2 separate regions of the Homo sapiens genome follow, and region 1 is linked to region 2. Evidence: read pairs that join two places in POLR2A ChIA-PET (ENCODE). Cell type or tissue: IMR-90. All regions are shown on one strand. Links, peaks and the distances in the headings refer to the core of each region. The heading gives the core; the rest is flanking DNA.

What was found. ChIA-PET counts read pairs that join two places held together with the same protein. Peaks named below come from ENCODE experiments on the same cell type or tissue, not always from the same donor. Only the 100,000 strongest peaks of a DNase experiment are listed, where the experiment ranks them.
Region 1: POLR2A ChIA-PET joins it to region 2 with 6 read pairs; 9 of 35 experiments call an interaction of 5 or more read pairs at or near these places.

Annotation. Positions count from the first base shown.
Region 1 is chr4:26,246,102-26,252,992 of GRCh38, forward strand. The region is part of intron 1 of LOC124900690 (a long non-coding RNA gene); the gene reads right to left. It also overlaps a transcript of RBPJ not described here. Among named protein-coding and RNA genes, the nearest start is that of RBPJ, 71 kb to the right of the region's middle. In IMR-90, for the core only: no CTCF peak of the experiment used is centred there; a DNase peak (open chromatin) is centred at 2,750.
Region 2 is chr4:26,305,716-26,312,606 of GRCh38, forward strand. It overlaps a transcript of RBPJ not described here. Among named protein-coding and RNA genes, the nearest start is that of RBPJ, 12 kb to the right of the region's middle. RefSeq lists an enhancer at 6,739-6,891. In IMR-90, for the core only: no CTCF peak of the experiment used is centred there; no DNase peak of the experiment used is centred there.

The sequences.
Region 1 (6,891 bases), core at 771-5,770, 60 kb before region 2:
CCAGCAGCCATTTTGATAGGCATTGTTTTGAGTCTGTGGATCAATTTGGGAACTATTATCATCTTAATTGTAGTAAGTCTTCCAATCTGTGAACATGGGATGTCTTTCCATTTATTTAGGTCTTCTTTAATTTATTTCAATGATGTTTCATAGTTTCTGGTGTTTAGGACTTGCACTGTTTTTGTTAAATTTATTCCGAAGTAGTTTATTCTTTTTGATGCTGTCATAAATAGAATTGTCTTTTTAAATTTCATTTTCAGATTTTTCATCACTAGAAATTTGACTTTGGTATATTGATCCCCATAACATTTAAGAATGTAAGGGTCCTAAAACCAAAAAGTTTGAAAGTCACTGTCCTAAGAAGATATAATTCACATTCCATTTTTCAGCTGCAATTATATTAATTTTACTTTTCTGGGAATTGTATCAGCTTGGCTCTTTGGGAAAATGCCACTGACATTAACCAAGGGATTATAAACATAACCTGTCAGATTGTAAGCTCAGATAAATCCATGAAACTGGGGAGAAGCAAGCCTGCCACCAGCAAATATGCTATTATTCACTACTGTAACTATCAGGTTCTCCCACTGGACTTAAAACTCTCTAAAAGCAGTAACAAATTCTTTTGCACAGTTCTCTCTCTATAGCCTAGTCTAGTGCCTGCTTTAAGTCTGTTGCCTGACCCCCTGACTAAATGGAGGGAAAAAAATGGAACAGCTCAGGGCAGCTGAAATCAATGAGATCTTATCTTGCTGAGGGGCCGCGCACCACTACTGTACTCAGGTGTGCCTTATTTATAAGCTTCTCATTCATAGAAGAGTAGTTTCTAGAACTATAGAAGTATTATCTATTATCTATGGAACATAATACGCTTTTTTTTTTTTTTTTTTTGAGACAGGGTCTCCCTCTCACCCAGGCAGGAATGCAGTGGTGCAATCATGGCTCACTGCAGCCTCAATCTCCCAGGCTCAAGCAATTAATATACTATTTTTATTGCAGTCACTTTATAGTACTTTTTTGTGGTGCAGCAAATTATCCTTTATTATTCTTGTTCAACATTTTCTTGACACTTTTGAAAGTTTATTTTTTTCATTTTTTTATTACTGGATTATTGATAGAATTTTGACTGGATTTAATAACACTTTTAAATTAACTTATAAAGAATTTTATTTTAATGATAATTTTCCAATCTATGATTTGGGTATGTGTCTCCATTTATTCATGGTAGGCTTTATTTTCTTCAATAAAATAGTATTGCTTTCTTCATATAGATTCCAATATTTTCTTGTTAAATTTTTTCATAATACTTTTTTTTTTGGGTGGAGGGGGACGGAGTTTCGCTCTTGTTGCCCAGGCTGAAGTGCAATGTCACGATCTTGGCTCACTACAACCTCCGCTTCCTGGGTTCAAGTGATTCTCCTGCCTCGGCCTCCCGAGTAGCTAGGATTACAGGCATGCGCCACCGCGTCCGGCTAATTTGGTATTTTTAGTAGAGGCGGGGTTTCTCCACCTTGGTCAGGCTGGTCTCGAACTCCCAACCTCAGGTGATCCACCCGCCTCAGCCTCCCAAAGTGCTGGGATTACAGGCATGAGCCACCGTACCCAGCCTTCATAATACTATTTTTAAAGAATTTACTTTGTAATTTCTATGTATAATTCACTATTACTAATATAAAGACAAGTTACTGATATTTTAAAATATTTATTTTATAGAAACAGTAGACACTGGAAATTCCAAGGAGTAGAGAGGAAGGAGTGCAATAGTTGGGAAACTACCTATTTGGGTACTATGATCACTATTTGGGTGATGGATTCAACAGAAGCCCGATCCTCAGCATCACACAATATATTCATGTAACAAACCTGTACATGTACGCTGTGAATCTAAAATTTTAAAATAAATAAATAAAGGCGAGGCATGGTGGCTAACTCCTATAATCCCAGCACTTTGGGAAGCTGAGGCGGGGCATCATGAGGTCTGGAGTTTGAGACCAGCCTGGCCAACATAGTGAAACCCTGTCTCTACTAAAAATACAAAAATTAGCCAGGTGTGGTGGCACACACCTGTAGTCCTAACTATTCAGGAGGGTGAGGCAGGAGAATCGCTTGAACCTGGGAGGTGGAGGTTGCAATGAGCCGAGACCATGCCATTGCCCTCCACTCTGGGTAACAGAGCAAGATTCCATCTCAAAAATCAATCAATCAATCAATAAAATATACCCAGTCATTCTGCCAATTATCTCTTGGTTTCATATTTTTAACTGACTCATTTGGAATTTCTAGGCATACAATCATATTGTATATAAATAAAAATAATTCCTTTTTAAATATGTGAAGTTCTCATTTGCTTTTCTTGTCTTATTGTGTATTAGAACCTCCCAAATAATGCAGAATAATTGTGGTGATATTTGTTTACCTGTTGTTGAAGTCAAGAGTATTTGCTCTTGAACATTTTGTAGCCAGTACAAATTTTAATACAAAAAAGGGAAAATAAACTATATCCCTTTAGGATACAATAATTATAGTTAGACTATATAACAGTGAATAATTCCCTAAGAGCAGAATAAATCTGAATCTCCACAGGCTAGTAATAGGGACTTGTGGAATTTTTAATTCCATAAATTTTTTAAGGAAGTGATGGGAGAGAGGAGTCAGTAAGAATCTGATATATCCAAGATGTCAGATTAAGAGTTCAAATATTAGAAACAGCTGAGGAGAACAAGAGACTAGAGATCAGCAAGCAGGATTTTCTTGGGCAAAAGCCAAAAACACCAGCTGGGAGGTAACCATTATGTCAAAACAGTTTTATGCAGAAGCCAAAGAGGGAATATGAAGCTCTGATAGGAAAGAATCTTACAGACTAATAGAAAGTCTTGATAATCAACTCCTAGAGACAGTTTTTCAAGGTTTCAAAATATGAATTGTCATCTTCCTACAGGTGTAGTAGTAGTCTTTTGCCTAGCACAGTGCCTTGTATACAGTTGGTATACAATAACTATTTGTTGAATGAATAGAAAAGAAGAAAGAGAAGTGATAGCATCTCGAAAGCAAAAGCGGGCAAAGTCTAATACCAAAACAGATGACTTTTTTAAGAAGTCTCTTAAGTAAGCATTTTATTGAATTATAACGTGCATACAGCAAAGTATATAAATAATTTATGAAACACACAGCTCCATAAATTATTACTTTATATGCTATGGTCTGAATGTCTGTGTTCCCTCAAAATGTTTATGTTAGAACCTAATCTCCAATATTATAGTATTAAGAGATGGGGTCAGCCGGGTATGGTGGCTTACACCTGTAATCCCAGCACTTTATGAGGCTGAGGCAGGCAGATCACTTCAGGTCAGAAGTTCAAGACCAGCCTGGCCAACATGGTGAAACCCTGTCTCTACTAAAAATGCAAAAAATTAGCCGGGCATGGTGGTGGGTGCCTGTAATCCCAGCTACTTGGGAGGCTGGGGCACGAGAATCTCTTGAACCTGGGAGGCAGAGATTGCAGTGAGCCGAGATCCCGCCACTGCACTCCAGCCTGGGTGACAGAGTGCGACTCTGTCACACACACACAAAAAGTAATGGCAAAAACCACAATTACTTTTGCTGCACCAACCTAGTAACTTTTTAAGTGTACAACTCACATTGTTGTGCAAACATCACTACTATTTTCAGAACTTTCTCTTTTTTTTTTTCTTTTTTTTTTTTTTTGAGATGGAGTTTTGCTCCAGCCCAGGCTGGATGCAATGGCATGATCTTGGCTCACCACAACCTCTGCTTCCCAGGTTCAAGCGATTCTCCTGCCTCAGCCTCCCGAGTAGCTGGGATTACAGGCATCTGCCACCATGCCTGGCTAATTTTTGTATTTTTAGTAGAGACGGGGTTTCTCCATGTTGGTCAGCCTGGTCTCGAACTCCTGACCTCAGGTGGTCCCCCCGCCACGGCCTCCCAAAGTGCTGGGATTACAGGTGTGAGCCACCGCGCCTGGCCTTCCGAACTTTTTCATCATTCCAAATAGAAACTCTGTACCCATTAAGCAATACTTCCTCATTCTCCCCATCCCCGAACTTCTAGTAATATCTATTCTACTTTCTGCCCCTATGAGTTTGCCTTGTCTCAATCCCTCATGAAGGTAGAATCATACAACATTTGCCCTTTTGTCTCTGGCTTATTTCACTTAGCCTAATGTTTTCAAGGCTCATACATGTTGTAGCATAGATCAGACTCCATTCCTTTTTTTTTTTTTTTTTTTTTGAAATGGAGTCTCACTCTGTCACCCAGGCTGTAGTACAGTAGCGTGGTCTCGGCTTACTGTAACCTCCTTCTCCTAGATTCAAGTGATTCTCCTGCCTCAGCCTCCCAAGTAGCAGGGATTACAGGTGTGTGCCACCATGCCCGGCTAATTTTTGTATTTTTAGTAGACCATGGGGTTTCGCCATGTTGGCCAGGCTGGTGTCAAACTCCTGACCTCAGGTGATCCACCCACCTTGGCTTCCCAAAGTGCTGGGACACAGATGTGAGCCACCGCACCTGGCATTCCATTCCTTTTTAAATAATATTTCATTGTCTGTATATACTACATTTGGTTTACCCATTCATGTGTTGATAGACACTTAGGTTGTTTCTACCTTTGGGTTATTGTAAATAATAACTATGAACATTGGTGTGCAAGTGTCTGTTTGGGTCCCTGTTTTCAATTCTGATGTATTGCTTTGGTCACTTAATACACTGTGGACATCTTTTCAAGTCAGTATAAATAGAGCTACCTCATTCTTTCAGCCAATTGCTTTGTATTCCATCGTGTGATGTGAGTATTATATTCTGTGGAAGTAAACTTTATCCTTCCTGAGTCTGGGACTATATGATGTAAACGCATTTCTTAAAGTGGAGTTTGAGGACACCTAGGGTAGACGTAGTGTTGTGGATCTACAAATTTCCTTTACAATGTAAAATTGTGTGCTTTCATTTTTGAGATATCTAAAATATGATTGTAAGGATTGTCTGGATCGTCTACATGACCAGCTTCTAACCAAATATTACCAACCAATGTTGGTGTCCCTATGTGCTGTTGTGTTTATTATTGCAACTGTCCCAAGTCAAAGGGTAACAAACAAAGAGTAGTGGCAAACCTAATAAGTTTGCCAAAATTTCACACCAGATGACATCATGTGCACCATGGAATGAAGATTTTTAAGTAGATAAAAGTGGTAGCAAAACTGGACCAGCACAGTAGCAAAAAGCCAAATAAAAAGACTCCAGGCAGGGTGCAGTGGCTCACACCTGTAATCCCAGCCCCATGGGAGGCCGAGGCAGGTGGATCACTTGAGGCCAGGAGTTCAAGACCAGCCTGGCCAACATGGTGAAACCCTGTGTCTACTAAAATTACAAAAATTAGCCAGTGTGGTGTTGTGCTCCTGTAATCCCAGCTACCTCAGGAGGCTAAGGCATGAGAATTGCTTGAACATGGGAGGTGGAGGTTGCAATGAGAGCGGAAATCATGCCACTGCACATGAGCAACAGAGTAAGACTCTTTCTCAAAAAAAAAAAAAAAAAAAAATCCTGGCTAACATGGTGAAACCCCATCTCTACTAAAAATACTAAAATTAGCCAGATGTGGTGGCAGATGCCTGTATTCCCAGCTACTTGGGAGGCTGAGGCAGGAGAATTGCTTGAATCTGGGAGGTGGAGGTTGCAGTGAGCCAAGATTGTGCCGTTGCCCTCCAGCCTGGGTGACAGAGCGAGACTCCGTCTCAAAAAAAAAAAAAAAAAAAAAAAAAGAAGAGGAGGAGAATAAAAAAGACTCAGCCGCAATGGAAAAGTCAATAACGTTCTCACAACGGGGCTATCGACTGACTTTCAGAAAGACTATAATGATGTGAACACCAAAATTTTAATATGTTCTAATAGCTTTGTTTGAATGTCATTTTTAAACTTGTTTTGGGTTCTATCATTGCATATGTAAAAACTATAACAAGTTTTAACTAGTTTTTTTTTTTTAATTTAAGGGTACAAGGGCAATTTTATTGCATGGATGGATATAGTATGTCGGCATGAAGTTTGAGCTTTTAGTGTATCCATCATCTGAATGATGTACATTTTGTACCCATTAAGTAATTTCTCATCATCCACCGCCCTCCCACCAATAACTAGATTTGTGTGACTTTTTAAAGTCACATGCTAGTTTATGTTTTATGTGACTTTTTAAAGTCACATTCTTTGACTGGGTGCAGTGGGTCATGCATGTAGTCCCAGCACTTTGGGAGGCCGAGGTGGACAGATTACTGGAGCCCAGGAGTTCGAGACCAGTTTGGGCAACATGGCAAAACCATGTCTCTACAAAAATTTGCTGGGTGTGGTGGCACGCACCTGTGGTCACAGCTCTCAGAAGGCTGAGGCAGGAGAATCGCCTGAGCCTCAGAGGTCAAGGGTGCAGAGAGCCAGGATTGTGTCATTGCATTCCAACCCAAGTGACAGAGGGAGACCGCTGACTCAAAGAGAGAGAGAGAAGAAAAGCCACATTCTTTGAAAACTGACTTAAATCAATAATAAATCTTAACATTTAAGAGTTGCATACGTTGCTCGAGTCTGGAAAACATTAACTTAGCAGGTAATTCAACACAGAATTTTCAGACCAGGTTCATCATTATGGGAAAATGTCAGCACAAACAGCCAAATAAGTCTTTTGCTGGAGAAAATCAGCTTTTGGATTCGAGTTGAATGCATTTATAAATGTTTCTCTACTCCAATGTCAGAGAATAAATGATTCATAAAAATGGGCATATTAGAAAGCCTGGGCCTAGGAACTAGGCTGGATTTGCTTCCTGACCTGGCTCTACTATATAAAAAACCCAGCTGCTTTTTCACTAGAGATTTATAATAATACCAAACTTACATGTT
Region 2 (6,891 bases), core at 935-5,934:
ATGTGTTAGTGGTACAGATAATAATTTTTTAGTGGAGTTCTTAGAATTTTCTTTTCTTTTTTTTTTTTTTTTTTTTTTTCTGAGACTGAGTTTCACTCTTGTCACCCAGGCTGGAGTGCAATGGCATGATCTCAGCTCACTGCAACCTCCGCCTCCTGGGTTCAAGTGATTCACCTGCCTCAGCCTCCCAAGTAGCTGGGACTACAGGCGTGTGCCACTGCCCTTGGCTAATTTTTTTTTTAATATTTTTAGTACAGATGGGGTTTCACCATTTTAGCCAGGCTGGTCTCGAACTCCTGAGCTCAGGTGATCCACCCACCTAGCCTCCCAAAGTGCTGGGATTACAGATGTAAGCCACCGCACCTGGGCGAGTTCTTAAAATTTTCTATGCCTAAGATCATGTCAATATACAAGATCATGTCATCTGAAGATACAGACACTTTTACTTCCTTCTTTCCAATCTGATGTCTTTTACTTCATTATCTTGCCTAATTGTCCTGGCTAGAACCTTCAATACCATGTTGAATAGAATTGGTGAGAGTGGAAATTCTTGTTTCATTCTTACGATGTTGGCTGCAGGTTTCCTATGGATGACTTTTATCAGGTTGAGAAAGTTCCCTTCCATTTCTAGTTTGTCGAGCGTTTGCCAGTATTTTATTGAGGATTTTGTGTCAATATTATAAGAGGTATTGGTCTGTAGTTTTCTTATCATTTATTTGGAGAATTATTATTATTATTATTATTATTATTATTTGAGACAAAGTCACTCTGATGCCCAGGCTGGAGTGCAATGGCGCGATCTCCGCTCACTGCAACCTCCACCTCCCAGGTTCATGCCATTCTCCTGCCTCAGCCTCCCGAGTAGCTGGGACTACAGGTGTCCGCCACCATGCCCGGCCAATTTTTTGTATTTTTAGTAGAGGCGGGGTTTCATCCTGTTAGCCAGGATAGTCTCAATCTCCTAACCTCCTGATCCACCCGCTTCAGCCTCCCAAAGTGCTGGGATTACAGGCATGAGTCACTGTGCCCGGCTGAGAATTATTTTTTAATTAATAAATGTGTCAGAAAATTCAAATGGGTTAAAATTCAGTAGCCCCTGTCTTGGTCACCCATTTTCAGCCACTCACTGTTACTTGTTTGTAGGATTTTTTAAAAATTAAATATATTAACTATTTAAAATATATTTTAAAATAAATCTTGTTGCATTTCTCATCATTTTATACTTTCGTAAATCATTTTTGTAACTTTAAATAGTTTATTAAAATTATAATTTGATACTCTGGGTACTTCACATAAAATATTCTCTATCAGTTTATAATAATAAAAATAATTTAAATTGTTATAGCCAAAAAAATAAAGAACTCACTAACAATCGTAAATCCCACTTCTAGGAGTATGACTTGTGTAAATCATACCCTCCGAGGCACATCTGTAAAAACAGGAATAAAATTACCAACTGTCAGCATTGTCCTGAGGACTGACTGAGATGATTGATGTCTGTGAGAGGGCTTGAGACAGTGCAGACTCATAGTTACCGTCACTGTGGAAATTATACATCACAGCATCCCTTTAACTAGAAAGCTGTTGCATGTTAGACAGGCATACAACCTTTTGAAAACCCTCTATTGCATAAAACTAAATACTTCTGTATGTGCTCTGTTTTTCAGAAGTTATTTTTCAGTTCTTAAATTATCTTTTTTTCTTTTGCCTAGATTCTGTGTTTCATTGCTTATTTCGGAAAGTTGGAAAGTATCATGCAAATACAGATATAGCTATGCTATTTAAAAATAAAATACTCAGTGTTTGCTGGTGAAGGAAAATATGATGCTACGTAGGTAAAACTGCTGATGAAAATCAGATTTGCATTTCATAAGAACATTTCTGGAGAACTTTAGGCTTGAGAAAAGTAGGAGCCAAATGCTTCTCCCAGACGATAGTTTATAACTCTTACTGAAGTCAAAAGTTATTCTGAGGGTAAAATTTAGGCCACATGTTTGGAAAGCTGGAAGAAAAAAAACAAACCATGCATCAATGTCTAAATTTTTCCAAAGTACTTAGATGAAAAATTATTTGTAGTTAAGATCTTGAGAAATGTTTTTATCCATTAGTGAAATATTAACAATACCTTAATATAATTTATTAACCATCCTTCCATAGGATGCTAATCATGACAGAATTTAGTCATGAAAATAATAATTTAAGTAGCAAAAGCACAGGATAATACGAGTTATAATATCTAACATGGAGTCTTGAAGATTCCTTTAAATAGAGTTTCTCTAGGCCTGGAGCGGTGGCTCACGCCTGTAATCCTAGCAGTGTGGGAGGCCTGGGCAGGCGGATCATGAGGTCAGGAGATGGAGACCATCCTGGCTAACATGGTGAAACCCCGTCTCTACTAAAAATACAAAAAATTAGCCGGGCGTGGTGGCGGGCGCCTGTAGTCCCAGCTAGTCGGGAGGCTGAGGCGGGAGAATGGCGTGAGCCCGGGAGGCGGAGCTTGCAGTGAGCCGAGATCGGGCCACTGCCCTCCAGCCTGGGTGACAGAGCAAGACTCCATCTCAAAAAAAAAAAAGAGTTTCTCTAATGCATTTTACAAATGAAATACATCATTATTAGATTGAGATAAAACTTTTCAGACAGACCTATTGTATAAAACAAAGTATGTACTTAATATTTATTAATAGAATGATTAGAAATTACCTTAAGAGACTTTTTTCTTGCAGTAATTTCACAATGTGCTTTTTAAAAATTCCCACATGTTGAGATAATGACAATAACATTTTAAAAAATTAATTAGAATAAAAATTGTTAACCTAATTACAGCAGCAACTATTGAAAGAGACAATGTACAACTTTGCTTTTGATGTTCAAAGGGATTATTAGTCAGCTGTCTTTCACAAAGCTAGGTACTTAACAAGATGTGAATTGTTTGATATACTACTATTTGTCAGTGCTTAAATAAACAGGTTCCAAAGTGGATCTTCTTAGTCCTTAGTGTGGTCTGGACAAGGGTGCTAGCCACAAAAGTTATACCTACAAGTTGATGCTTATCATTACACTATCTCTGACACCAAGCAATACAGATGCAAAGAGTGAAACCTTTCTGGTAGGCTTTCTTTGAAAGAGTGATAAAGGCCATCTGTGTTCAAGGTTAATAGTAACATAGGCCAGAGAAGAAAATAAAGGGATCTTTTTTTCTGTTCTATTGATTTCCTGTGTAACCACAGTCAAAATTTTAAAAACAAATATGCCAACCAAAATTAAATACCATTATTTTATTTAGGATTCTTTCAATTTATTATCCACATAATTATCTAATTTTTTTTTTTTTTTTTTGAGACAGAGTCTTGTGCTGTCACCCAGGCTGGAGTGCAGTGGCACGATCATGGCTCACTTGCAGCCTTGGCCTCCTGGGCTTAGCCTCTCGAGTAGCTGGGACTACAGGCACATGCCACTACTCCCGGCTAATTTTTGTGTTTTTTGTAGATATGGGGTTGTCCTATGTTGCCCAGGCTAGTCTCAAACTCCTGGGCATAAGCGATACTCCTGCCTTGGCCTCCCAAAGAGCTGGGATTATAGGCCTGAGCCACCGTGTCCTGTGCCACCGTGTCCTGCGATTATCTAATTTGATTCATGCAACAAATCTCTAAGGCAGTATTATTAGTCCATCTAACAGATAACAAAACTGAACATGGGTATGGGTAAAATAATTTCCTAAGAAATTTATTGAGTGCCTACTATGTACCCAGTTATTTTATGTAATACCTCAATTAATTATCAAAGCAACCCTATGCAATAGGTTTCATATTCCCCTTTTGCAGGTGAGGAAAAATAAACTTGCTCAAAGTTGGGCATTTGGTTTGTGGTAGAAGTACTAGTGGTGAAGCTAGTTCAGTGTTCTTTCATTCATACCACAGCTGCTTTTTTAAAACTATGGATGTTTAACATTGGCTTATTACAGAACCCAAAACCACTGCAATATATGATGCATGACAAACGGGCAAAGTTTAGGAAATAAAAATTTAAGTATATTCCCTTATAAATAGATAACTGGAATTTTATTATTCATATGGTGTTGTCATTTCTTGTGTAGGTAGTGTTAACTGGCTTTAACTTGTTCATGTTATAAAAAGAACAAATCTATCAATCACACATGGAAACATTTTCCTCCAATTACATTAGCTACAAAAACTTCTGACAAATTATTAGATTTGTACACATTCTTTTCACCAAATGTGCATTTGATTCCATTCACGTTCCACATCACTAGAGTAAATGGCCCATTCATTTTCTTGCTTTACCTTCTTGAACTGCTGCACATATTAACAAGCTAAGCAAAACTTAACCCAGGCCTGCAAAAAACTCAAATTGCCAGGGCCAAAAAATCCTGTGAAAAATTAAACACAATTGGACAGAAAACGGTGAATATTTATTTTTGTTTCTCAAGTTCTCCTGAAGCTGTGATTCATTTTCAGTGTTCTATTTCTTTTAATCCTGGAGTTCGAGCTTATTTTCTATATGGAATTGCAGAGTCTGATGGAATCCTTCTTGGCACTCTTTCAATTTCCTATACATTTTATTAACCTTGATGAACACGTGGTAGAAAATGACAGGGATAATGTTATGAATATAAGAGAACCATAAAGATGAACAAAAAAAACATGAGTTAAACATTTGTAGAGTGAGCGGCTCCTAGTTTCTAACATGGGCTATCAGCAGGGCTGTCTTAGGCCCAGAGCCCCTGCACAATCTGATAACAAGAAACCTTGCTTTGTATTCTCAGAAGCTCCTATCAGCTATCTACAGTGGGTTTCCCAAACATTTTGTACATCTGATCCTCTTGGAAATTAAATAACAAAAATAATATTGTCATTTCTGAGTGGGGATATGAGAAAAAAATGAATTAACACCAATCAAGATAAAATTATGACTGTATTTGCCTGTTTTAACTTTTTTTTTTTTTTTTTTTTGAGACAGAGAGTCTTGCTCTGTCACCCAGGCTGGAGCGCAATGGCACGATCTTGGCTCACTGCAACCTCCGCCTCCCGGGCTCAAGTGAGTCTCCTGCCTCAGCCTCCCGAGTAGCTGGGATTACAGGCGCCTGCCAACGCACCCGGCTAATTTTTATATTTTTAGTAGAGACAGGGTTTCCCCATGTTGGCCAGGCTTGTCTTGAACTCCTGACCTCACGTGATCCGCCCGCCTCAGCGTCCCCAAGTGCTGGGATTACAGGCATGAGCCACTGTGCCCAACCGATGTTGATTTTTGAAGTACAGCCATTTTGACATGCTTTGCAAGAATTTTGATGAGATGAATGCAAGTTATGGACTTGTTGAGTAATGATAAAAACTAATATTACTATAACAATTGTGTTATAGCACTGTTCTATGTACTTGAAACAGTAATACTTTGAATTCTGACGATCCTATGAATTAGAAGCTACAATCTCCATTTTATAGGTGAAGAAACTGAGGCACTGACAAGTTAAAAAACTTGTCTAAGATCACACAGCTAGCAATGTTGAAATGCATCACTGTGGGGCCAGGCGCGGTGGCTCACGCCTGTAATCCTAGCACTTTGGGAGGTCGAGGTGGGAGGATCACTTGAGGTGAGGAGTTGGAAACCAGCCTGGCTAACATGATCAATTCCTATCTCTACTAAAAATACAAAAAAATTAGCCAGGCATGGTGGCAGGCACCTGTAATCCCAGCTACTTGGGAGGCTGAGGCAGGTGAATTGCTTGAACCCAGGAGGTGGAGGTTGCAGTGAGCCGAGATTGAGACACTGCACCCCAGCCTGGGTGAGAGAGAGAGACTCGGTCTCAAAAAAAAAAAAAAGTGTCACTGTGTTTAAACCACCACAGCAAACTGTAATGTCCGCCTCTCATGAGCCACTAGCTGCTTCACATGCCTTTGGATACACACCTAGGAACTCCCAAACTCATCCCTTTTACTATTTAAATATTTCATTTATTGATTTTTAAAAAAGAAACTATGTGCCATTACTCCCTTTAGTGAGAAAGTCCCAGAGAAAGGTTATACTCAAGTTCTATATCAAAGAATGATTCTCCCTGCATGCAGTGACTCACACCTATAATACTAGCATTTTGGGAGGCCAAGGTGAGAGGATCTCTTGAGCCCAGGAGTTCAAAGCTGCAATGAACTTTGATTGCACTACCACACTCCAGCCTGAGCAACAGAGCAAGATCCTGTCTTAAAAAAAAAAAATCTTAAAGCTCAGTTCATGGACAATTTGCATCAGAATCTCTGAGCACCCTGTTATAAATACCTGCTATAAATGCTTCAGTCCAAATTTACTCATTTAGCGTCTTAGGGAGTGGAACTCAGGCCCTTAATTGATTTTGATGCCCACTAAGTTCTGAGGACCACAGCTCTACCAGGGCCTTCTTATTTTATTTTATTTTATTTTTTTTTGAGACAGAGTCTCGCTCTGTCACCCAGGCTGGAGTGCAGTGGCACGATCTCAGCTCACTGCAAGCTCTGCCTCCCAGGTTCACGCCATTCTCCTGCCTCAGCCTCCTGAGTAGCTGGGACTGCAGGCACCCGCCACCACGCCTGGCTAATTTTTTGTATTTTTAGTAGAAACGGGGTTTCACTGTGTTAGCCAAGATGGTCTCGATCTCCTGACCTCGTGATCCGCCTGCCTCGGCCTCCCAAAGTGCTGGGATTACAGGTGTGAGCCACCATGCCCGGCCACCAGGGCCTTCTTATGACCCTGCTTAGAATGCCTTTCCCTATTCTATGTACATCAACCCCCCACCTGGAGTTCCCCTGAATAGCAGATGCTCTTTCACACCTCAGAGCCTGAACGTGCTGTTTCCTGTGCTTGTCATGCTTCCTCCTATTCTTGTCTTCTGAACTCCCACTGCAG